Regions from separate parts of the Homo sapiens genome. Here all the other regions are linked to region 1. The links are chromatin contacts, found by Hi-C or POLR2A ChIA-PET in ENCODE. All regions are on one chromosome and are shown on one strand. Each heading gives the region's core, a stretch centred on a gene start or an enhancer-like site at or near the end of the contact. The rest is flanking DNA. Distances are from core to core; before and after follow the strand shown.

What was found. A loop is a pair of places that touch in the nucleus more often than their neighbours do. ChIA-PET counts read pairs that join two places held with the same protein, here RNA polymerase II (POLR2A). Pooled maps may share reads with other maps.
Region 2: a map of psoas muscle shows a loop between it and region 1 (2.3-fold over the local background). The contact joins two enhancer-like sites. A Hi-C loop is called at or near these places in 9 of 168 maps with a recorded cell type or tissue (Right ventricle myocardium inferior, Right ventricle myocardium superior, cardiac septum and 5 more) and 11 of 50 pooled maps. POLR2A ChIA-PET finds 5 or more read pairs at or near these places in 1 of 52 experiments (WTC11).
Region 3: a map of gastrocnemius medialis shows a loop between it and region 1 (4-fold over the local background). The contact joins two enhancer-like sites. A Hi-C loop is called at or near these places in 3 of 168 maps with a recorded cell type or tissue (PC-9, cardiac septum and gastrocnemius medialis) and 10 of 50 pooled maps.
Region 4: a pooled map shows a loop between it and region 1 (2.3-fold over the local background). The contact joins two enhancer-like sites. A Hi-C loop is called at or near these places in 1 of 168 maps with a recorded cell type or tissue (esophagus muscularis mucosa) and 5 of 50 pooled maps. POLR2A ChIA-PET finds 5 or more read pairs at or near these places in 3 of 52 experiments (B cell, CD4-positive, alpha-beta T cell and PC-9).
Region 5: a loop to region 1 is called in a map of sigmoid colon, with 5 times the contacts of the local background. The contact joins two enhancer-like sites. A Hi-C loop is called at or near these places in 5 of 168 maps with a recorded cell type or tissue (HepG2, ascending aorta, esophagus muscularis mucosa and 2 more), 1 of 37 single-sample maps with no recorded cell type and 9 of 50 pooled maps. POLR2A ChIA-PET finds 5 or more read pairs at or near these places in 4 of 52 experiments (CD4-positive, alpha-beta T cell, HepG2, OCI-LY7 and 1 more).
Region 6: a map of CD8-positive, alpha-beta T cell shows a loop between it and region 1 (2.0-fold over the local background). The contact joins two enhancer-like sites. A Hi-C loop is called at or near these places in 3 of 168 maps with a recorded cell type or tissue (CD4-positive, alpha-beta memory T cell, CD8-positive, alpha-beta T cell and naive thymus-derived CD4-positive, alpha-beta T cell), 6 of 37 single-sample maps with no recorded cell type and 7 of 50 pooled maps. POLR2A ChIA-PET finds 5 or more read pairs at or near these places in 6 of 52 experiments (CD4-positive, alpha-beta T cell, CD4-positive, alpha-beta memory T cell, CD8-positive, alpha-beta T cell and 3 more).

Annotation. Positions count from the first base shown.
Region 1 is chr3:177,359,136-177,362,829 of GRCh38, reverse strand. No RefSeq gene overlaps it. Among named protein-coding and RNA genes, the nearest start is that of LINC00501, 67 kb to the right of the region's middle. RefSeq lists enhancers at 1,165-1,364, 2,655-2,949, 2,460-3,301. Within about 2 kb of position 2,254, at least 38 of the 41 ENCODE cell types and tissues checked have a DNase peak (open chromatin) inside an H3K27ac peak, as active enhancers do; they include CD4-positive, alpha-beta T cell, CD8-positive, alpha-beta T cell, gastrocnemius medialis and 2 more, where a contact is called at or near this core.
Region 2 is chr3:177,728,566-177,732,388 of GRCh38, reverse strand. All of the region lies in intron 3 of LINC00578 (long intergenic non-protein coding RNA 578), which reads right to left. Among named protein-coding and RNA genes, the nearest start is that of LINC02015, 86 kb to the left of the region's middle. Within about 2 kb of position 2,213, at least 9 of the 41 ENCODE cell types and tissues checked have a DNase peak (open chromatin) inside an H3K27ac peak, as active enhancers do; they include heart right ventricle and psoas muscle, where a contact is called at or near this core.
Region 3 is chr3:176,948,949-176,952,680 of GRCh38, reverse strand. No RefSeq gene overlaps it. Among named protein-coding and RNA genes, the nearest start is that of TBL1XR1-AS1, 87 kb to the left of the region's middle. Within about 2 kb of position 1,365, at least 6 of the 41 ENCODE cell types and tissues checked have a DNase peak (open chromatin) inside an H3K27ac peak, as active enhancers do; they include gastrocnemius medialis, where a contact is called at or near this core.
Region 4 is chr3:177,753,319-177,757,008 of GRCh38, reverse strand. No RefSeq gene overlaps it. Among named protein-coding and RNA genes, the nearest start is that of LINC02015, 62 kb to the left of the region's middle. Within about 2 kb of position 2,413, at least 10 of the 41 ENCODE cell types and tissues checked have a DNase peak (open chromatin) inside an H3K27ac peak, as active enhancers do.
Region 5 is chr3:177,828,413-177,832,028 of GRCh38, reverse strand. All of the region lies in intron 1 of LINC02015 (long intergenic non-protein coding RNA 2015), which reads right to left. Among named protein-coding and RNA genes, the nearest start is that of LINC02015, 13 kb to the right of the region's middle. Within about 2 kb of position 1,373, at least 5 of the 41 ENCODE cell types and tissues checked have a DNase peak (open chromatin) inside an H3K27ac peak, as active enhancers do.
Region 6 is chr3:177,646,410-177,649,991 of GRCh38, reverse strand. All of the region lies in intron 3 of LINC00578 (long intergenic non-protein coding RNA 578), which reads right to left. Among named protein-coding and RNA genes, the nearest start is that of LINC02015, 170 kb to the left of the region's middle. Within about 2 kb of position 1,956, at least 4 of the 41 ENCODE cell types and tissues checked have a DNase peak (open chromatin) inside an H3K27ac peak, as active enhancers do; they include CD4-positive, alpha-beta T cell and CD8-positive, alpha-beta T cell, where a contact is called at or near this core.

The sequences.
Region 1 (3,694 bases), core at 1,005-3,504:
CTTTTTACTTTTCAGGAAAAGCTGGATTTTCCTGTGAATCCTCTGGATTTTTAATCCAACTTTTCTAAAAACAACTGTTCAGGCTAACCTAAATACAAATGGGAGCTAAATCCACGTTCAATGTCTGCACCAGTGCAACTGGAAGTGTGGTCCCAGGTTCAACAACTGTTTCTTGCATTCCACAATGAGATGTGCATAGCAACTGAGAATAACACTTAGAAATAGCCATAACAGTTTGACAGGGTAATTTTGTCATGTAATTTTCTGAATCTAATAATAAAAAATTGGCTTGTATCTTATACATCTGTTTTATTTCCCTAATTTTTTAGAAACAAAAATATCAGTGGGCAGTAGATTAAAAATCTTGCCCATGACAGTTTAAGAAGCATTGCTGTGGTCTTCATCAAAGCAAGCGGACCACTGGAGGATGCTGTATTTGATAACTGAATCTCCGTGTCTAGAATCGTCACATGGACCGCCTGAAAGAGACAAGCCTATGAATCAAAATGCAACCAGTTCTTTCCAGCTGACAAATATTTGGCAGTAAAGAACCAGAGGAACGGGGGAAATAATGTCACTCCCGGAGGACCGCTCCTAGCCCATCAGATTACCAGGGTTCCTCCAGGGCCAGCTGTGGGAGGAATAGCCTGATGCCACGGTCACCTGGAGTTCCTTCTCCCTCCCACAGCACAGGAGGACCAGCCCCTTAGAGGCCCTCACTGAAGGGCAGAGGGCATGCTCTCAGGCGGTCATTTCTGTGTCTACCTGTTCCAACACACTGAGCTTGTCCAGGGCAGAGACTCCTGCTCCTCCATCCCCCCAACATGGCTCTTCTTCACTGAATTCTCTCCTCCTCTGCCAAATATAAGGTTCCTTGCTAGGCAAAGAACCTTGTCAGCCTCTAGTTAGGGGTGCTGAACTTTGGCAACTGGTAGCCTGCCTCCTACTTATCAGGTTCTATCCAAGCTGATCCTCCAGACTTTGTCCTCCCCTGCTTAGGCAGAAACTCTAGGGTAGGAAGTCCGTTGCCCGCTGCCGAAGCTCAGCACCCAAAGCAAGGTGGCCCACGTCCTTCCCTAGCACGGATCCCTATAGTAGGCAGTTGTGTCTGGGAGAGGCTAAGGCAAAGACGAGAGGGTCAGCTGGGCTAAAAACCGGAAGTGCTTAGAGACTGAAGAGTTTCTTCATCTTGAGAACCAAAAAGACAGACTGTCAGGTCTGCATGCTCCTCTCTGAGCTGAGGGAAACCCCCTAGGTAAATAGCTCCCAGTTGGAGGCGAGTGCCCCGACCCTTCCCCACTTCAGCAGCTTCAGCCTCCAGACTCAACACATGCTGGGCCATCTTGGAGGTCTGGTGTTCCAGGCCTCCCCAGCTGCCTGCACCTCCGAAAGGGGAAATGGGGGTGGGGTGGGAGGGCCAGGCCTGGGGAAGTGATTTTAGAAGTGCAAGTCTGGTGGGAGAGTTTTTCCGTCAGACCATCTGGAGGGAAGTAGTCATAATCTACTACAAGTTCTCCCGAAATGATCAAGTACACATAGGGAAATTGTTACATTGTTGAAAAACATGTCTGCTTCGCTTCCTCCTGGGGAGCTCTAAAGACTTTTATCAGAGATGGACTCCCTGCTTGAGGTACAGAGAGATTAAGATGAGGCCAAAGAACAGCTCTCTCCCCTTGTAATTCTCCAGGTAGCCAGTTTTCAGCTGGCTGCCATTTTTTGCAATTTAAGATGCTAAGAGAATTTAAATGAGATCAGCCCTGTGTGTGTAAAGAAGGAAACAGTCTGTATGGCCAAACAGAAAAGGTACCATGTTGTATGAGTTACTGCCTTTCACGTTAACTGGTGTGTGTGTGTGTGTGTGTGTGTGTGTGTAGAACAAAAGTACAGTTGTCTATACAATTAGTTATTTAAGCTATTTCAAGTACCATTACAGCAAGGGGGAAGGGAGGGAACATCTAAACTACATAAAATTATTTTTAAAAATTCGTTCTAGAAAAAAGGAAATGCCAGAGTAGTAAGATAAGGAGTCTTAATTAGCAACAAATTCATCTATTTCCTTCCTCCAAAACCGAGACAGTCTTCTAAGGCAATTTGCTTGGAGAGCAGTTTTGCGCCATAAATCTGGGACATGTTTTTCATGTGTGTTTGCCCTGTGTGAGGCTTAAGAAAAACACAGCAACCAAACCATCCAGTTCAGCCCTGGAGGGAAAGACCTAGAAGACCTAATCACCCGTGATGGCGATTACATAACAGAGAATCGCGCGCGCGCGCGCGCACACACACACACACACACACACACACACACACACACTCCAAGAGTCTCAAAAAAAAAAAAAAGAAAATCAGCCTTTGGCTTCCTGTCACAGAAGATATCTCCTTTTTTTTTTTTTCCTTTGTGAGGATCACTAAGAATGCTTCTTAAAGACCAAGTGGATGTCTTTGGTAGAAATAGAGGTCACTTAAGGATGATTTATAAGTGCACCCGAAGGCAAAATGAAGCATGTATCGATATCTAAAGTGCATCTGCATTTAGTGAAGCAAAAGCTCATAGTCTGTTTCTAATTTGTGCCTTGCAGATGCCCTCCCCACTAGGGAAAGGCCTGGCTCTGAGCAGCCGCCCCTCCCCGAGGCCGCCAAGCTCCCAGTTCAGGCCCTTTCTTGGGCAGCCGGAGTGCTCCTCTCTTAGATAATGCCAGGTACTCTGGAAAGTAGCCGTGTAATAATACACAAACCCCTGATGATGTCAGCGTGTTATTGACTTTCCAAGTCTGAATGACTGAGCAGAGGAGCGGGGGTGGGGCGCAATCCATCCGGCAGCGCGGAGACCGGCCAAGCGAAAATGGGCTCGCCAGCCTGGCGGGGGAGGGGCGGCTCGCAACAGCGGCGGCTGCTTCGAGCTCCGGCTCTGCCGCCGCGGCGTCGGGGTCGCTGCCGCCCAGCCCAGGCGGGGCTCGGGTTCCCGCTCCTCTGATGTTTACGTTTGGTCAAAAACTCCTCAGACAGAAATAACTAATGCCTCCCCCCGGAAGCTTTTACCACGTGGCAGAGTGGGGTCACAAAGGGGGGAGCAGTGGCACGAAGGGGATGGGGAGGAAGACCTCCCTGTTCCCTCCCCCACCCTGCAGGGGCCTTCCTCTTAGGCTGCAGAGCCGAGGGTCGCTCTCCGTGGTGGAGTTCCCTCTGCAGAAGACCCCTGGAAAATTGCACTTCAGCAGTGGTGACATTTTATAGGCCATGATTTGCTGCATTTATGGCTCTGGCAGTGCAGGTGCGGAGTCGTAGGCTCCCGTTCTCACCCTGCAAATTGCTCACAGTGCAATCTGTCATCTTCAAGGCTAGGTGTGAACCGGGCAGGGTTGCCCTTAAAACGGAATTGCAGTTAAAGGCCGGGATCTGGAAGGAAGCGCTCTACCCCGGGGCGTGGCCTTTCCCACCGGCTCTGGACCTTTCCTTCAAGCCCCGCCATGCGCGCCCACCGACTTGGCTGTCGCAGCCTGGGGGCACTGGGCGCCCTGGGCTCTGCCTGCCTGCAGAGCTCTCATTCTTTCCGTTCCAGGCCTGTGGAATCCTCCAGTGAACAAGGCCTCATGCTGGCCTCTGCCCCACCCCACTGCGAGGAGCCGCTCCTCCTCCGAGGCCTATGGTTTTTCTCCCCGCGGAGTGGGCTTGGTGGGAGCACCGCGTGGCGCAAACA
Region 2 (3,823 bases), core at 964-3,463, 370 kb before region 1:
GTCCTTCTTTTTTCTGCAACCTACATTTAACCCATTTCATTGCCTTTTAGCATCATACCTAGAAGATCACAGAGTAAACATGGGTACCTCAAATGAGAGGCCCCTTCAAAATATACGTTTCCTTTGTGACTCAGAGATTTCCACATGCATGATCTTAGAGCAGTTACATCCCCTGTTCAGTTACCTTTTTTTTTTTTAAGCTAGGTAAGTTTAATTAAATGATGGCTGATATCTTCTCTGGGTCTGTCTTCAAGGATTTAATTTAATAATTATAGCATTATATAATAAATTAAGCTGAAGTGGATGCCTAAAATGAGAAAATGAGATTTTAAAGCTAGCTGCATAATTTAATTATTCTTACTATCTCGGACCATTGCAACATATAATCTCTCTTGTTTTTATTAAGCAAGCTTCACTATGTTTCTCATAAAAATGAAGTTTGTGATGAACACTGTCCAAAGAATGCAGGTTGCATTTCACTAATAAGCTTGGGCTTGGCTGGGGGCTTTTTGGAGATGACTAAGTATTACAAGTGTAATCCACATGTTAAAGTACATGAGATGGTTGAATAGCAAAATATCACTGAAACCAGAGGGAAAAATTTTTAGCTCAAGATTAAGGGCTGATGTGGGTTGGGAGAGGAGGTGAAAGTGTAAAGAATAATTGAGATATTGAGGACAGAAAAGAACTCGAGGAAAGGGTTTCTAAGCAAAGGAATAGTTCTTCCAGGAACCCGTAGACTTGGATTTTTTTTTTCCTGATCTCCTTAAAAAGCCAGGAAGGTTTCTAAAATCCTTGCAACCTTAGTTGCAGCAAGCATTTTGTAAGAGGCTTTTCTGCAGAAAAAAAAAAAAATCAGTAGGGATCACTCTCCGTGGAAGAGAGCTATAGCTTCAACATTATACAGATCTATGAAATGACAAATAAAACAGTTAAAGCTACAGAGAGACAGTTGATGGAGTCCTGGAGTTGAGGCAGAAATGTTTTGCATTTTCAAGACTGAGAGGAAACGAATGCAGAGCAGAAGCATGAGAATTCTGTGCAATCAAGACCTGTGTTCTGAATTAAGGATGCGCCCTGAGTTGGGCGTTAAAAGCAGATCAGAGGGTGCCAGAGAACCAATAGGATGAAAGAAGGAATGAACAGAAACAGATCAGCTATGGTCGCCTTTCTAAAGAAGCCAAATGGAATCTGTGAAATGCAAAGCTGAGCACAAGCAACCCTTCTCCAAGGCACCTCCACTCACCATCTGTGTGGCCTTGGTCAAGTTAAACTCTCAAAGCCTGTTCCTCATCTGAGCATAGGAGATAATATCTAACCTTTATACTTACAATATGTTTGGGTGAGCACACTGTGGACACCAAAAAGTGTGAACTGAGGGTTAGCAACGTCAATCCTTCCCAATGCAAACATTCCCTCTTACGTCAGTTCTGTGCGTGTGGTGAGCCGCCACCCATCCTCCTTCTTATAATAATAATAATAATAATAAAAGCTTCCATTTCTTTGAAGACAATTACTAAATCACCTGTCAGAACGTGGGTATCCTCAGGAAAAAAAATATAATAGGCGTTTTCACAAAACACAAATTGCTGTGTTATTTCTCCTCCCCGCCCCCAAAGATTCAATTAACAAGAGGGAAAATGTGGTCGTGTTTTTAACAAGTTCTTCACGCTGAATTGCTTAGAGATGTACATTAAGCCTTCTTTTAGTAATAGGAAAAAATTATCTCGTCATGACTCGACTCTCTTTCGTACCTCCAGCAGAGGATTGCAATCAATCAGCCGGACAGCAAGATTGATTTTCTAATTAAGCCAGCATTTGTATCAGCTTGCAGAGCCACAGAAGGCTTCCCTACTGTATCTTCCCAGCACGTTCCTATTTGTATTCATTTACCCTCACATTTCTAGCACTTTCAAAGTTGGGGAAAAAGGGTTAGATAGTCTCTTCCTCCATGCAAATATCCAATAGGATCTCTAGCTGCTTCAGGGAAGAATTACATCATTATTGACCAAAAGAGAGAAAACGTTGCCAGGAGTCCATTTGGACTCGATTTGGCTCCCACATGGATGAAATTTGCCACCATGACCCTGCTTCCCCACCCGCTCCCCAACCCCCAGGGCCCACCCGTGGTCGTGGTCGCAGCTGGGCCAGCCAACACAGATGGCTGAGGGAGGCAGGCTTTTAGCATTTCTAAATGCTCCACTTTAAGCATTGCTTGCCAAAAAGGTAGAGCAGGCTTTTGTGCAGGCCTCTGTGATGAGATGTGCTCATGATTTAATTTACTTAGGGGAAGAATATGAAACCCTGCACAGCTCAGCCGGATTCAGCGTCCTCAGGGACTCTGCCGGAGAAGAAAACTTGCTTTAGCAATTCTGGATCCAGTGTGCTGGTGCCTTGTTGCTCATGACCTTCCCTCAGTGGGAGACACTGGGGAATAAAACTGAAGTCAGTATAAGAAAAGCTTGCATCTTTTTTAGTTCATTCCTGGTACATTCATTACCTAATATTTTTTAATTAAAAGCTCAGTCTTTCATCAATTCAAAATGCTAATTTTGATTTAGAGAGCACTCTGACCTGAACTGGAATGAAGTTGACTTATGTTCAATCTTAAAAAAGAAAAACAAAAACAGAAAGCAGAAAAAAAAAGAAAGGAAAAATAAAGAGGGTGATTCAGGCAAACAAAGTGACTTTGAGTGGGAGGGGGTAGATGTGTGTGATGAGTTTATTCAAGAAGCCATTTGTTTCAAAGACCTTAAAAAAATAGTCTTTCAAGTAGCACCATTCGTATCCTATAGCCTTTGGTCTTTAGTGACATCATTCCAGTCATTCATGTTCCCCTGGGCTGCATAAACATGACATGCTCCAAATTGAACTCATGGTCTTTTCCTGAAACTGCATTCTTCTCATTCTCATTTCCCTATTTCTTTCTTTCTTTTTTTTTTTTTTTTTTTTTTTTTTTTTGAGACAGAGTCTCGCTCTGTTGCCCAGGCTAGAGTGCAGTGGTGCAATCTCGACTCACTGCAAGCTCCGCCTCCTGGGTTCACACCATTCTCTTGCCTCAGCCTCCCAAGTAGCTGGGACTACAGGTGCTTGCCACCATGCCCAGCTAATTTCTTTTTGCATTTTTAGTAGAGACAGGGTTTCACCGTGTTAGCCAGGATGGTCTCGATCTCCTGACCTCGTGATCCGCCCTCCTCGGCCTCCCAAAGTGCTGGATTACAGGCGTGAGCCAACGCGCCTGGCCTGATTTCCCTATTTCTTTATACGGCCCCACTGTGCTACTAACCATCAGGTTCAAACCTAGGCAACACTATTGACTCAGTTCTCTCTTGACACCCACATCTAATTGGTTGTCTTATTCTGTGAAAGTGATCTGTGGGAGACACCAGCATAACTTCTGGTCATTTTTACTTACATTATTGCAACAGCTTCTTAACTCTTTTTCCTGCATCAGTCTCTCCTTTTTCTTGTCCTCTATTTCATTGCCACAGTAATAGTCTAATTATTTACAAAGAGTATCTTGAATTTTGTTATGCCAAGCTCAAGGACTTTAGCAGTTCCCCCACTGAATCCTACTTAGAACAAACTCCTCATGTGGGCAGACCTTTTTATGTCACCCGTAGGTCAGTGGCTGGAGGTTGCTACTTTCCTCAGGGGTGACAAAAATTCTTTGCTTAACCAAACTTGAATCAGTTTCCCAAATCTTCTCCTAGGCCTGTCTGTGCACTTCCTTGTGAAATCAAATTTTAGGGGGAACCCTGCTAAGTCAGTTTAGCAGGGTTCTCCCACCCTTGATATCAGATAACCCTTTATATCTGATCAT
Region 3 (3,732 bases), core at 116-2,615, 410 kb after region 1:
CTCAAGAGAATATTGTCAATTTCAAATAAGAATCACAAACTCCGAAAGACCAGTGGAGTGGGAATGAGGAGTGGGCAAGAGAGGTACATACAGGGTTGAAGAGAAATACAACTCTTTAGGAAACCAAAATCAGATGTATTATTACAGCTAAGGACAAGGGAAGGTCTATGACTTTTAAAAAATGGCTTTTCTTCCAGTACCATACAAGTCTGACAGAGAAACGTGGAACAAGTTGCCTGTCTTAAAAGGACAGAGATGACATTTTCAGACACCTTCAAGTGCAAACAAGTGGCTCTTTCCATTGAGGATTCAGCAGTGAAGTTATGATATCTAGCCCAGAAGCTAAATGTTGGATTTGCAAATACAGTTTATTTTATATAATTCAACATCATAAACAGCAGGCATCTGCTGCTCTGCTTACTGCCCCCTGCCCCGGCCAGTTTTCCCCTCCCCTGTGCAGACTCTGTAGAGGAAGCAGTGATGCAGCCCTATGGCTTTGAAGTGAGATGAGTTCTTCTAATTCCGCTATGAGCTCATTCTTGTCAAACTCTTCCAGACCCTGCAGGTCTTGAAATCGTTGTTAAAATCTCCTCTGCAAGTTCTTGCTGGTCAGCAACATCCTGCATTAACTCCTCGACTCGACCCGTGGCGTCCTGGGGGTCAGGCCGCCCTCGTAAGCCTTACTCCCTCCCACCCCAAACAGCTTCCTGGATACCTGAACACTGATTTGGTTGCTGTTCCAGTGTCTGCTTCCAGACCCCTCCAATATTTCTTAAAGTATATTTCATTTCTTTAAGGTTTTCAGGGACCCATTTTCTTCCCTTATTTTTGCTCCATATTTTTATGCCTGCATAATTCTTGTCCTACTGGCCAGATTGTAGCTTTTGGGAGTGAACAGTAAGAATGGAATGCCTTGAATTTGCATTGGGCGAGCTGGAGATTAAATTTATTTTCTTTCCTCTATAAGGCCCCAATTTGTGTGTGTGTGTATTTTAGTAAGAATGCAGTGCCAGCCTCACACCTTAATGTACTGTAAAATGTCTCATTTACCTGTCCTCTTTTTTTGGCTGTTTTTCCTTTTCCTTTTTTACACCTGTTTGCTCCACATGATTCCAAAGAGATGAGAAACAATTTATTTGAGCTTTTGTGTTGCTTATTGTCAGTCTGAAAAACAATTGCCAATAAACTGTATTGATTCATATCATTAAACATACATGGACTCACACATACACACGCAATCAAATTTTAGTGTGACCAAATTGCAAAATATGTCTTCAGCATGGTTGCCTTGTCAGTGACCAGCTGAGACTGCTGATACAGGGCCCAGCATACGTATGCTCCTTGGCTGTACTGACCAGCTGGCATGTGGCACCATGCTGGCACAGGGTCCTGTCAGTCAGCCCCACAGGCATGCCATTCACCCAGAATTAGAACCAAAGGGAAGATCTTTTTTTTGTACACTGTTAGCAGAAGTGACCTTTCCCAATGGCTTAGAATAATTTTGTAAGTGCGAAGGAGAGCCATTTATTAGCATAAGTTCTTCAACAGCCTTATTTAAGGCTAGAACCCGGTGATTTTTAATTGCAAATATTGGCTGTGAATTGCTGGAAGGTGTAATAATGTTATTCCTGTTTTGAAATTCCATTACACAGGACTGAGTCAAAGAGCGTCTGTGAGTCACCTGAATTTCTCTCCTGGGCAGCCACACATTTGATTTTGAATCATTGTGCTGCCTTGGATCCAAGGAGAGGCCCACTGTTGTTTTCACCTCTAGCCCTTGTCATCCTCTCTAGTTCTGTTTTAATGATGAGGGATGGTAAACTGGGCTGGGAATCAAGAGATGAATATTTGGACTACATTTCTACCGCAATGAGTTGCATGACCTGTGATTAGATAGGCTGGGATTTAATGGTAATTCACTGAAAAATTGCCATACCAGTTATCACCATGTCACCCAAAGATGTCCAGGATTTAGGATTTATCATTCATTTAATAGTCACAACAAACAAAACAAAATACACTCAAGGCCAAATCCACATCTGGTTGGGAATCCTAGTATCTCTGTGGTGGGGGTAGGGTTAAACTGTTCCTGGCACATTTTTCTTTGCTTTCCTAACCTTGATTTCCTGCTTCTGTTAAATTCTTATTCCCTGTTTGCATCTCACCTCCTGGCCATTTTTTTTCCTTTTCTATTTTTGTCATTAATTCCATATATGGAAGACAACTTTGTCTTTAATTTTCCACCAATTTCTTTTACCCAAGACAGTGTATCTTGCAGATTTTTACTGAAAGTCTGGCATAAAGTGTGTGTATGTGTGTGGGCGGGTGGGTGGTGGTGCTAGAAGTTGAATTGCATATTCCCCTAACCCCAAATTCATGTGTTTATGTTTTAATCTTCAGTACCCCAGAATGAGACCGCATTGAGAGATAAGGGTCTTTAAAGAGGTAATTAAAGTTAAATGAAATAATTGAGATGGGCCCTAATTCAATATGACATGTGTCCTTATAAGAAGGGGAGATTTGGACATGGACACACAGAGAAAAAGAACATGTGGAGACCCAGGAAAAAGCCATCTCCAAGCCAAGGAGAGAGGTCCCAGAAGAAACCCACCTTGCCAACACCTTGATCTTAGGCTTCTGGACTCCAGATTTGTGTTGTTTAAGCCACTCAGTCTGTGGTAATCTGTTATGGCAGCTCTAGCTGACTAATACAGCAGGGAGATCTCAGAATAGAACACTGCATGGGAAACAATTTAAAATGGAAGAGTAGCCATCTTTATTTTAAAGATCTCTGGGCTTCTCTCACCAATGAAAATTTCTCGTGGCCAGTTTTTCTTTTTAAGATCTGGTCTTTTTTTTTTTTTTTTTTCCATGTTGTCAATGTCTTTCTTTTCCTTATGCCTTATCTCTCCCCCATTTTACCTCTAAGGAGGAAGAACTCTGACATATGTCAAGGAGGAATGGGATTTTTTGGGAAACACATAGCTAGATGGGGGAAATTGAGGAGTTCAGACACATGCTTGGGGGTCAGACAGGACTGGCAGTTCACATCCTGGCTCTACTACCTCCCAGCTGTGGATTTGGGATCGATTACTGAACCTTTCCATTATTCTGCTCCTTATCCGTAAGTTGACGATTGTGTTGGCACTTACCTGACCGTAAAACAGTGCATGTAGAACACGTAGCAGAGTGCTGAGCTCAACAAATACAAACTGCTATCATTAAGTCACCATCCCACCAAGGGGTGCATTCATGGGTGGAGAAAAAGGATGATAAATTGATGAAGGTGCCCAACCAGCCCATGTGTAAATACGAAACATGATCACATTTCCTCGAATATACCAATGGGGAAGGCAGACCCTTCTCTTTGAGTGAATGCCGTCTCTTTCTCTTTCTTTTAAACGAGGTCTGCTGTCTTCACTTCTTGGTATGCCTCCTGTTCAGGTGCCATCAGGTTCTTTGAGGGCCTTGTAACACCAAGGTGAGCCAAGACAAAGGAGCCATTGAATGAATGTCTTAAGTTTGCCTACAGAACAGATCAAGATGTCCTTTTGTCTCACAGATGCTCCACCCAGCTTACAAGGTAGAAGAAGAGAAAGGAGTTTGGGGCAGATATTTTAGTTAATAATAAATAATGTTTGTGTGTATATGCGTGCATATTTTAGATGACCTGGTGTGGCTGTAAACAGTGGGATAAGATTCAAGAATACGGAAATCTGACCCTTGTCACTT
Region 4 (3,690 bases), core at 1,164-3,663, 390 kb before region 1:
TCCTTCACCTTCTGCCATGATTATAAATTTCCTGAGGCCTCCCCAAAAGCAGAAGCCTCTATGCTTCCTGTACAGACTATAGAACTATGAGCCAATTAAACCTCTATCCTTTATAAATTATCCAGTCTCGGATATTTCTTTATAGCAGTGCAAGAATAGACTAATACAGTAAGTCACAGAGAATGAGGAAGGGGTCTGTGTGTGGAACTGTCAGGTAGAAGGAGGGGGTAGGTCAGAAACTCTTTGGAGATGGTCAATTGGTGTAGCAAAACTGGGCTGACTGATGGTGGAATAGAGACTGGTGTTAGGTCAGGGTAAAGTGATCGAGGACAGGACCAGATACCAGTGAGTAAAATAAGAGCTGTGAATGCTGAGGGGCTGCAGGGCTTTCCTTCCACACGAGACCTAGCTTGCCTTGCTGAACTGGTGGCAGACTTGTTAAAAAGGTGGAATAAAGGAAGACAATTATAAGAGTTAAAGAATATGATGCTTTTAATATTCCCTGCATAGTGCTTGAACTTAACAAGAGATCAACAGATGTTAATTCCCTTTAGCCATTTGTAGGGCATAGATTCATTTCACTGGGGGTAGTGAGATGGGGGGGGACCATTATGGAGGACCTAATTCATGAACACAATGGGCATGTGCTGGGTATTTCGGTCTTCCCTACATTGTTTCATTTGGGAATCTGCCTTGCCTCACTTAGTCTGGAGGACTCTAGAGGACCTCACAATCATGTGATCCTGCATTGACAACCACAGTAGAAGAAACATAATCTAAGCTGACCAGCATATCCTTTCTCAGTGGATACAGATTGGTCTAATAGCGGGCATGACCCAAGCAGGGCCACTCAGAGTACTTTTTCAGCAACTAATTGGATGCTGAGAGAGAAAGTATCTCTGCTTCTGAGAGAGGCCCCACCTGTTAGGGTCCAAATTAAAGTTTGAAAGCAAAGTCTCTAGATTTAGAGAAAGACAGATATCACTGGATTCTATTGTGCCTGAAGCCCTAGACTTTTCAGTTATATAAACAATTCATTCTCTTCTTTTGCTTAAATTAATTTAAATTAGGTATCTCTCCCTTATAACCAACAGATCTGACAACTCTGTAGGGATTATCCTTGGATATTAAACTTTGCCATAGCATATATAAGAAAATATATCATTTCCCCCTTTTCTAAATAGATTTTAATCTAAACTATTTTTAAAAATTCAATTACGCATTTCTAAGCTGTACCATTGAACCAGTTATTGGGATTTTTTAAGAGGCACCTTGGGAACACTCCATATGTTCACCGTATGATAATCCTTCTGTCCTGTGGGAAGATGAGGACACTGGCAAGAATACTCCAAGCCAGTGAGAATACCACCAGGCTGATGTGGGCACAGACCCTGTCTGTTCCCAGAGTCCCAGGTGCCCTGGCAATTGAGGGAGCATGCAGAGTTGAGATTCAATCTTACCACAGGGCAAGAAAGGCTCCAAGTAAGGGTCCAAATGACTTGTCTTTAAAAAGAAGAGCATAGAGGCCTATGTCTGGAGCCTGGGAATGGAGTCAGAAAACTGAGAAATTAAAAAGTCAGGGGACAGCAGATTCTGTAAGTAGAATAAGAGAGTAGGCGTGAGATAGAGCCGCATCACTGCTGGACCTGTATGCTCTCCAAAGTACAGTGTGGATTAAGGACTGTGGAACTAGAAGGCAAGAACAAGGGCAGACATCTATAGGCCATGCATTGTTAACTAGCCTATAATTGCAGTGTAAGCACACAGATAGAATACATTCATATAGAAAGTAGAGGTTCATCCATTTACCAATTTTTTAACACGTTTTTATTGTAATCAATCATATATTAAACATTTATCATGTGCAGAGTGTGGTGTTAGTAGATGGGATAGAGATAAACACAAGAAGTGGTCTTTGCCTTCCAGGAGCCACAGCCTAAGCAGGCTTGTCTAGATACGTGCACAGATAGCTAGCATGTGAAACAGTGTGTGACAATTAGATGTCACTCCCAAAATTGAAACACCAACGGCTACAAAATTTCTAAGGAGGCAGACATTATTCTTGGGTGATCAGAAGAGACTTCCTCGAAGTTGGGGGATAAAGTGGGTGAGTCACGGTGATGAAGGGAGCCGCATGGGTTTGGAAAGCAGACTGAGCTCTGCCACTTGTAGTTATGTGGCTTTGGCATGTATTTAGCTTGTCTGAATCTCATTTTCCTCCTTTGTAAATGAATAATTCTATTTCAAATATCCAAGGTTAGTGTCAAGATGAAATAAGATCACTTAGGCGTGGCTGAGAATAGGCCAGGAGAGGGGAAGGCACTGCCCAGTGCCCCTGATTCGGCTGAGGGAACACAGCAGGATCCCCACACTGCAAGAGGCCTAGGCCATGGCTCTGGACTCAAACAGCCTCAAAGTGGTTCCCAGACTGTCTCAGGAGAGCAAAATGACCTAGAGTGACACAAAGAGACCTTGTGAGTGGGAGTAAGGAACAACCCAGCAGCTAGTTGGGCAGGAGATAAACAATCCTTCCCATTTCACTTCTAAGTTCTGATAGGATTTACGTGATGCTGAGGACAAGATGCCAAAGCCTCCTCGTTCTCCAACAGCTTCATGCTTGGCACCAGCAATATCCCCAAAGAACTTAGATATTCCTCCAAGGAAAATGGGGACAGAAACCCTGAATTAGCTGAAAACACGTTACTGGCACCAGGCAGGGGCTCAAAAATAGGAACCAAGCTATTCTAGAATATGTGGAAGGTAATATTGCTTGGACACTGTAGTTTATGAATTATAATTTATACTAACTAATCCAACATATATTTGTTCTCTTTTTATTTCCCCTTTCCCCACCATTTCCAAGAATGGATGATTCTGAATAAAATCCATGAAAGCAGAGAACTATCCAGTACAGATAGCCTTTCACAGGTCTGCCTTTATGGCTGTGAAAATAATTCAAAGAACACATTTCTCCTAGTGGCAGGAAAGATGTTTTACTGCCACATAGAAAGGACATTACATTTTTTAAGAAATCATTTCTGTATACCTCCATCTATGGCTTCTCATACCAGAGAAGTTGACACAATTGTTAGTCATCTGTGACCAATTTTTGGAAGCTGTGAAAATGGAACCAAGTGTCCACTTATCCACAAGTGGAGTATGTGTACTCCAGGGAGGTGGAAATGTCTCTTTCACTGGTGACATTTAAGAAAATGACAGGGACAGCTATCACTCAGTGTGGGTTGGCTGCACAGCCGCCCAAAGGCAGCATCACTGTTGCTGAGAGCAGGGATGGGAGGGCTCCCAGAGCTCCAGGAAATAGGTCAGGGTTGACAGCAGCAGCTGGTTTGCTCTGCCTTCCCCACACCCATCTTCACCCTGACCCTCTTCTGGGCTCCCTGCCCTCACTCCTGTTTCCCCTCGGACTGCAACATCAGCTCCTCTTCTTCCCTTTGACTTCCTCCATTCCTCTCTCAAGTTGACAGGAACACAAATCTCAAATGCCTCTCCAAAAAGAAAAACTAAGAAAACTTTCCAGGCTGACAGGTGGTAGAAACATTAAAAGTCTTACTCTTGATTTTCCCAAATTTAATTTTGTTAACCGCAGATGCAGAGACTGTGTTAGACTGTGGGCAATTTGGAGTCTGCATTAGTTTCCTGAGCTTAATTTAATGAAGGCAGATAAATGCC
Region 5 (3,616 bases), core at 124-2,623, 470 kb before region 1:
CATTCCCTACCCTTCTCTGCAGCTATAAGAACTGGTCTCCTTCTAGGGAGGAGAAAGAATGAAGGAAACTGTGGCTTTTTTGGATAAAGGTACAAACTCATTCTGGTGCAGTCTTCTGCATGCCTCCCTTAGCTTTCTTTTTGTAGCACATCTCTCTCACACACACACACACACATGCACACACACAAGCACACACACACAAACAACATACAACCTGAGAACAGAATAGATGTGGCAAATCCATCGGCAGCGCAGGTATCCCAATTACTAAGTCTCTCTTTAACAGAGGATCCAAGGGGTGTAGTGCATGAACAGGTAACTAGCTGGGGACAGAAAATAGAGCCCATCCACACAACCATAGAATCTGAAGGAGGAAGGGAGGTGGACACAGGGAAAATAGCTGGACTTAAAGTCAGGTCATTAGATCGCTCTGTTGTGTGAGTCACTTTCCCTCTGGGCCCTCAACTGTCCCTCTCTGCAAAGCAATAGGATAAGGCTGGATGGCATTTAGGTCTTCTACGAGTTCTAATATGCTCATTCTATGGCTGTAACATAATCTGGGTCACGGCTGCTTCCTGTTTGCCCTCTCATTCAGCCTGGCTGGTCCTGGACCTCGATGCTCCTACTCCCTTTACTGTCCATCCACCCAGCCTAGAACACACACACTGTTAAGATCAAAAGAAGGAGCCTGAAATGGAGACAAGATTACTCTATTTGTCTTAAGCAAATCCTATAACCTCTGTGGGCCTTCATTGCCTTTTCAGTCAAATGATGGCCATCTGAAGGATATTCAGATGGGGTAGTGAGTAAAGGGATCTCTACAAGCCCTTCCAGCTGTTCCAATGTAACTTCCCTAAAGAAGGTTACTTTTATTTGTGTACTTCTTTCAGCAGCTCTCTCCCATACTCAAAAACCTTTGGTGACTCCCCATTTTCATAAATGCCAAACCCAAAAGCCACTGCCTGTCCTTCAGAGCACCTTTTAATCTAGCTGCAGTTTTCTTGCCCAAACTCGTTTCACTCTATACTTATTGCCCGCCATCCCTCACCTCAAACTCACTAGTCCAGCCAGGTTTTTCCACAAACACATGTAACCTCAATCCCAGTTTTTTCCCCACTCCCATGCTGCTTCTTTATTCATGAGCCTGACACATGGTAGGCCCTCAATACAGGTTTGTGGCTTGACTGTTAAAGCATTCTCTCTCCCACATCCAAACCTCATCCCAGTTTCCAAGGAACAGATTAGGCCTTACCCCATCTGTGAGGCTTGCCCTGGTTGCTGTGAATTACATGATCATGCTCTCTAATCTACAGAATTTATGACGTGACACACAATTTAGGACTGACAGTCATGACCTCTTAATCACTGTTGAAAGTGTGGGGAGGGAAATTTACTACCCCTTATGAGTAAACATTCTGAAGACGAGTAACAAGGCTTCTATTTCTTTATAATTACCACATCACCTAATCCCACACTGAATCCTTGAGAGGTACTCAGGAAATATTAGACCGAAAGGCTGGGAGGTGCTCCAAGAACATTTCCTAACCAGGATGAATATCATTCCTATTGTACAATCTCCACTTGGCAAAATGCACATCTTTCAAGAGGAAATTCAAACGCCAGTTCAATGTGGCCTTTTCTCTATCCTGCTAGGCAGAGCTTGCCTTTTCCCTTCTTACAAATGTCTATCTGTACTTCTCTCATTGCTATAACTATTCGTTTATATATCTGTCTCTCCACCTAAACAATAAATTATTTTCCTTGAGGAAAATTTTAAAAAATTTACTTTTGTTATAATTCCATGCTCAGTACCATTCCCATAATATAATAAATGTTTAATAATGTTGAACGAATGTATAGAAAATATGCACATGCCCTCTAGGAAAACAGTGCATTTGTGCTTTATTTTCTCTCTCTCTGAACTTGGTGAAATCAATTTTTGACAAATTGAGATGAAGAACTAATATGAGGCTTGGCATCCACTTTGCAAGTTTATGATCTAAGTTGCATACAGAGTTAAAGGACAGAATTATCCATGGGATTATAATATTTATGACAAGTCTTCTCCACTATGACCTTTAGTAGTCCTGGGTGGCTATGCATGGATACTGCACTGTCTGGCTTTTGAAATCCACATAAAAGAATCATTAAGTATTTAAAAGCCACCATTAAGAAATTAAAAGAGTTAATATGTTAGAAAGTATAAAGATTTTATTTGTTACAATATCTTCTGTGGGGTGGTCCACAGAATGCGGTAAGATATAAATGGGGAGCTACTTTTAACACCACACGTGTACCTCTCATCATCACTATCTACTTTGAACTTTGTTTGTTTGTTTGTTTGTTTGTTTTGAGATGGAGTCTCGCTCAATGTTGCCCAGGCTGGAATGAGGTGGCGTGATCTCGGCTCACTGCAACCTCCACCTCCCACATTGAACCAATTCTCCTGCCTCAGCCTCCCAAGTAGCTGGGATTACAGGCGTATGCCACCTTGCCCAGCTAATTTTTGTATGTTTAGAAGTGACAGAGTTTCACCATGTTGGCCAGGCTGGTCTCAAACTCCCGATCTCAAGTGATCCGCCCACCTTGGCCTCCCAAAGTGTTAGGATTACAGGCACAAGCCACCGCACCCAGCCTCTATTAATTTTTTTAAAGATAGTGTCTCTCTCTGTCACCCAGGCTGGAGTAACAGATCATATAGGTCACTGAAGCCTCAAACTCCTGAGCTCAAGCAGTCCTCCTGCCTCAGCCTCCCAGGAAGCTAGGACTGCAGCTGCGCACCACCATGCCCAGCTAATTTCTGTTGTTGCTTGAGAGAGGGTCTCACTGTATTGCCCAGGCTGGTCTTGAACTGCTAGCGTCACGTGATCCTCTGGCTTCAGCCTCCTGATGAATGTAGTTTATTAATGTATTACTTATATTCTTTCTTTAATGCATATTATTCAAGAGCAGGGATAGTTTGAGACATGTCTCTCTTCTCTGTAGCACCTAACACAATAATTTCTGTGGGTCAGAAACTATTTCAATAAACAATTACTGCATGAATTTATTAAAGACCATATTCCAAGTTCCTGGTTTAATATTCAAGTTTAATGCTTAAGATTCTGGTGAATACTGAAACTGAGCAACATGGCAGAAATTACTCTTATCACAGTATCAATAATGGATGTCCTCTGCCTAAGCAACCAGTTTGTTTTACACAATCATCTTCTTGAATTATATTACCACTCTCATTACCACTTGTAGCAAGCATGGGGGATTCAAGATACAATTTCATATTCAAAACACCATCTCCTTCTTTTCTACCTTTGTTTTCCATTTATCTAACTTTTCCTATTAATTTAAATTTAATATCATTTTACTATATATAATATGCTTCTTTGTAAGCTATCTTAAATTACTTTCAGACCAAACAGGTCCTCATGAACATAAATAAAACAGATCCACAGATATAACAAATATAAATGAATAATAAAATAAAATCTGAAATTTTCTTGATTGAAACTAATTCTTGATTTAAATTATTTTTACATTTGCTATTGATAAATTTCTTTAAATTGTTATTACTGAATCACAACTTTAATCACTCTATAGATTGTTCATAATTTTGCTCATG
Region 6 (3,582 bases), core at 707-3,206, 290 kb before region 1:
CAATGATCTTAAAGAGTAACACATTTTCCCACACAACCATAAACTAAAAGAGAAAGATTCATTTCTATGACTTTGCTGTAAATAAAAATGGCAGATTGCAAAATATCTTTGCTTATGTAATCAAAACATAATAAAGAATAACATATTTAAATATGTCAAGTAGAGAGAATATTTTTAAATGAAGCTGAATTTCCATTTTTTCCCAATCTGGCAACGACCAGTGGCTTCTCTCCTATGATTTCCTGACTGAAAAATTTATTAGATAGAATGTGTTCCTGTAAGGAATACTAAAAAATCTGACATGGGCTTGTGAGGATAGTATAGCTAATGATTCACTACCACACTGCTTTCAAAAATCAAGAAGTACAAAGATAAGGTAAGACAGAGTAGGACAGAATTTAAAATAATTTCCCCAAAAATTCTCCTTATTCCTCTGATATAGAATGAAGTCAATAATGTCACAGAACTGATTTGAAACTAACCAGGCATCTATTTCAGCTTCATGGTTATTAATGGTTTTAAGAGTAGAAAATAAATGCGAAAATCAATGATAGAAACATTTTGGGGAAACAAATTCCTGGTTTGGAATTGTTTCCTCCTTCTGTGTCTACCTCCGTGGAGTGACTTTAGGTGGTATGACCTGGCTGGGGTGTGCAGGCCTCTATGCAGAACACTCACTTGGGGAAGCTGGCCCTTGGCCCAAGGAAAGCTGTTCAAAGATCCTGACTGAGGCTCCAATTGATCAATAGATGAACACTGCTGATGCTGAGGACTGGATAACCCAGGACACTTCTGCTCAAGGACCTATAGATTAACCAAGACTTCATGTCTTATTGCAGAGGGGATAAGAGGGGAAGGCAGATGCAATGTTCTGGCTATCAGACACTAGAAACTGCTCAGCCCCTAATAAACACAACTCAATACTCTCTGTGCCATCTTGGGTTTCAAAATATGAGTCTCTTGGAATATAGAAGCTATTTTCCCTTTTTCCCCTCTCCTTTTCCTAATCCAGAATAGCATCACCTCCTCAATTGTCTTGAATATAATTTTTTCCCAAAACTAAACCTGGCTGTCATTCATACCGTCTTCAGTCATTCATACCGTCTTCAATCATTCATACAATAAATATTTCCAGAGCACCCACCGTGTGACTGGGCTTGCAAGACAGGATGCTGAAAAGACAGGTGTGGTTCTTGTGTTCCTTAGGGACAGAGGAAAGGATGAGTGCCCTGAAGTGCAGTGAACAATGACCCACAGCCCGCTTCTCAATACACGATGGCTTATTGAAGAATGTGTCACACAATGAAAGACACTGGTAAACACTGAACCTCACAAAGTGAGGTTCTAGGGAGAGGCAAGAATTATATCAGAACCACAGAAGGAGATTTTCCAAGCTCCACAAGCCCAACAATAGTTTTCACCCCTCCCACCTAACGGCCTCCCACTCCCACTCCAATTCCAATGTTAACCTTACCACCTCCTCTCCTGCCCAATATAATGGAAACATTTGTATTTTTCCTTCTTAGCCATTTTTTTTTCTCTGCAGTCTATAGAGGGGTACATGAGGCTGATGGTGGGGAAAATAGAGTACACTTTGGGCTTTGCATTTCCACAACTGATTCATGACATTAGCAGAGGCAGGCACTTGAGAACAAGAAAAAACAAAACTATTGGAGATTCTGAAGATTTGGCTTTGAATTACAAAAGATAAATTCTGGAAAATTCAGAACAAAGCATTCATGGAGTGGGAAACATTTCAGAGGAAACTAGCTGTGCAAAGAGCAGCTTTCCTACCACTTGGAGAAGAAATAATAATTGTAAGAGCTTGCATGCTGTGAGGACCTGAGAAGTGGCTTGGCACACTGACAATGCCATCTCTCATAGGACCTTGGTAGCATCCACACCAGAAGTCACAGGTGAGAACTGGGGATTTCAGAGAAAAAGAGCCCATTTCCTGGCTTTCCACAATGCGGTTCAGATACTGCGCAGCTCACAGCAAAGCCCTGAGTTTGACACGATGCCAAGCTGTAGGTCAAAGGGCCGAAGGAGGAATATAGGTGCAGTTCCCAAAGCTGTGATTTCTGCAGGGTGGTAAGTGGAAAAGAGCCAAGAGTACCTAAGAAGGCACACAATCCCAATGCGCATACAAAAAAAGTCACAGAAGTGGTTGAGAAAAGGGGTTACCACTCACAGTTCCAGGTCAGAGGATACAGGGTGCATAAACCTTCCATGGAGGGAAGACCAAAGACCAAATGGAAGGAGACCCCCCCCACACACCCTCTGTGAGAACCACAGAGATCAGAGACAAACAGGAAAATCAGATTTTCTTTCCTTATGCCACACCAACCTGCCAGGAACTCCGGGGAAGCAGAAGAAGCAAAGAAAATTCTGATTAGACTGAATTTTAGACCAAATTTAGATTTTAGTTTCGATTTAAACTAGAAGTGAATGTTGTCAAAGTGATAACATTAAGTTTTCCATTAAAAGCAGAAATAGGAACTAGAGAGCGTTAAATTCATTTATAGAGATAGAAAGTTTCAGCTTTGCACATTCAAGCCTGTGGACTATTATTATTTATAAAACTCATACCTTTTTTATTGGCACAGAAGAACAGATACTCCCCAAGCAAATTTATTGACAGAGAATTGCAGGAGACCAAATTCTAAGAGACACACCATAAATCCAAATTATCTTCTTTCTCAACACTTCTTTGAAAAGATCATGGTAAACTTTAATACAAAGATAGTAATGGGTGACCAATTCAAACATTTCATAAACCACACTGATTAATTAGTTCAGTTGAAGTGTATTGGAGGGTTTTTCTCATTGTAAATTTTTGTTACAAATAAATAATCCTTAGCAATTAATGTTATAAGCTAAGTAATAGTTTCCAAGCTAAACAATGCAGATGTCTTCAACCAACCTTCCACCACAGAGCTTCCTGTCCCTCTCCAGGCTGTGTGTGTCTCTCCAACACTGCAGTCGGCCAGCATGCTGAGATACAATACCGGAAATCCACATGCAGGCTCCCATCAAGTTGGGCAAGCCAGACAAGAAAGACACTTAAAACCCTCTTTGATATAAATAATAGCTTTTATTAACTCGGCCAAGGAACCTAACCTTTTTTGCAAGTCATGTTGCCCTGGGCACTCAAGTGGAACTTACTCCCAACTAGACTCACCAACTATTTGATCCAAATCTTCTTCCCCACTCCTACCCCAACCTATCATTGTGCTGTTTCATTATGATTATCCACTTAAAATTTGTCTGGTTAGATATAACTCATTATTTCAATTTGTCAAGAGCACTTTGTCAGCTAATCTTCATCTAAATATTCACTTCTCCCAACTTGAGTCCATTTGAAAATTTCATCAGCATGCCATTAATATCCACCTCTGAAACACTGTTGAAAATAGTGACATGTGGTCGGTTAAGACAGAGACCACTCTCAAGTATGCAGTTGACCTCATACTCATGCCTCCTTTGGGTTCTGTTTTCAACCAGTTATGAATTTCACTCACAGTACTGGGAAGTACCAACCTGCATCCCTTCTTACTGTTCTCAAAAAGACACCATGAGTGA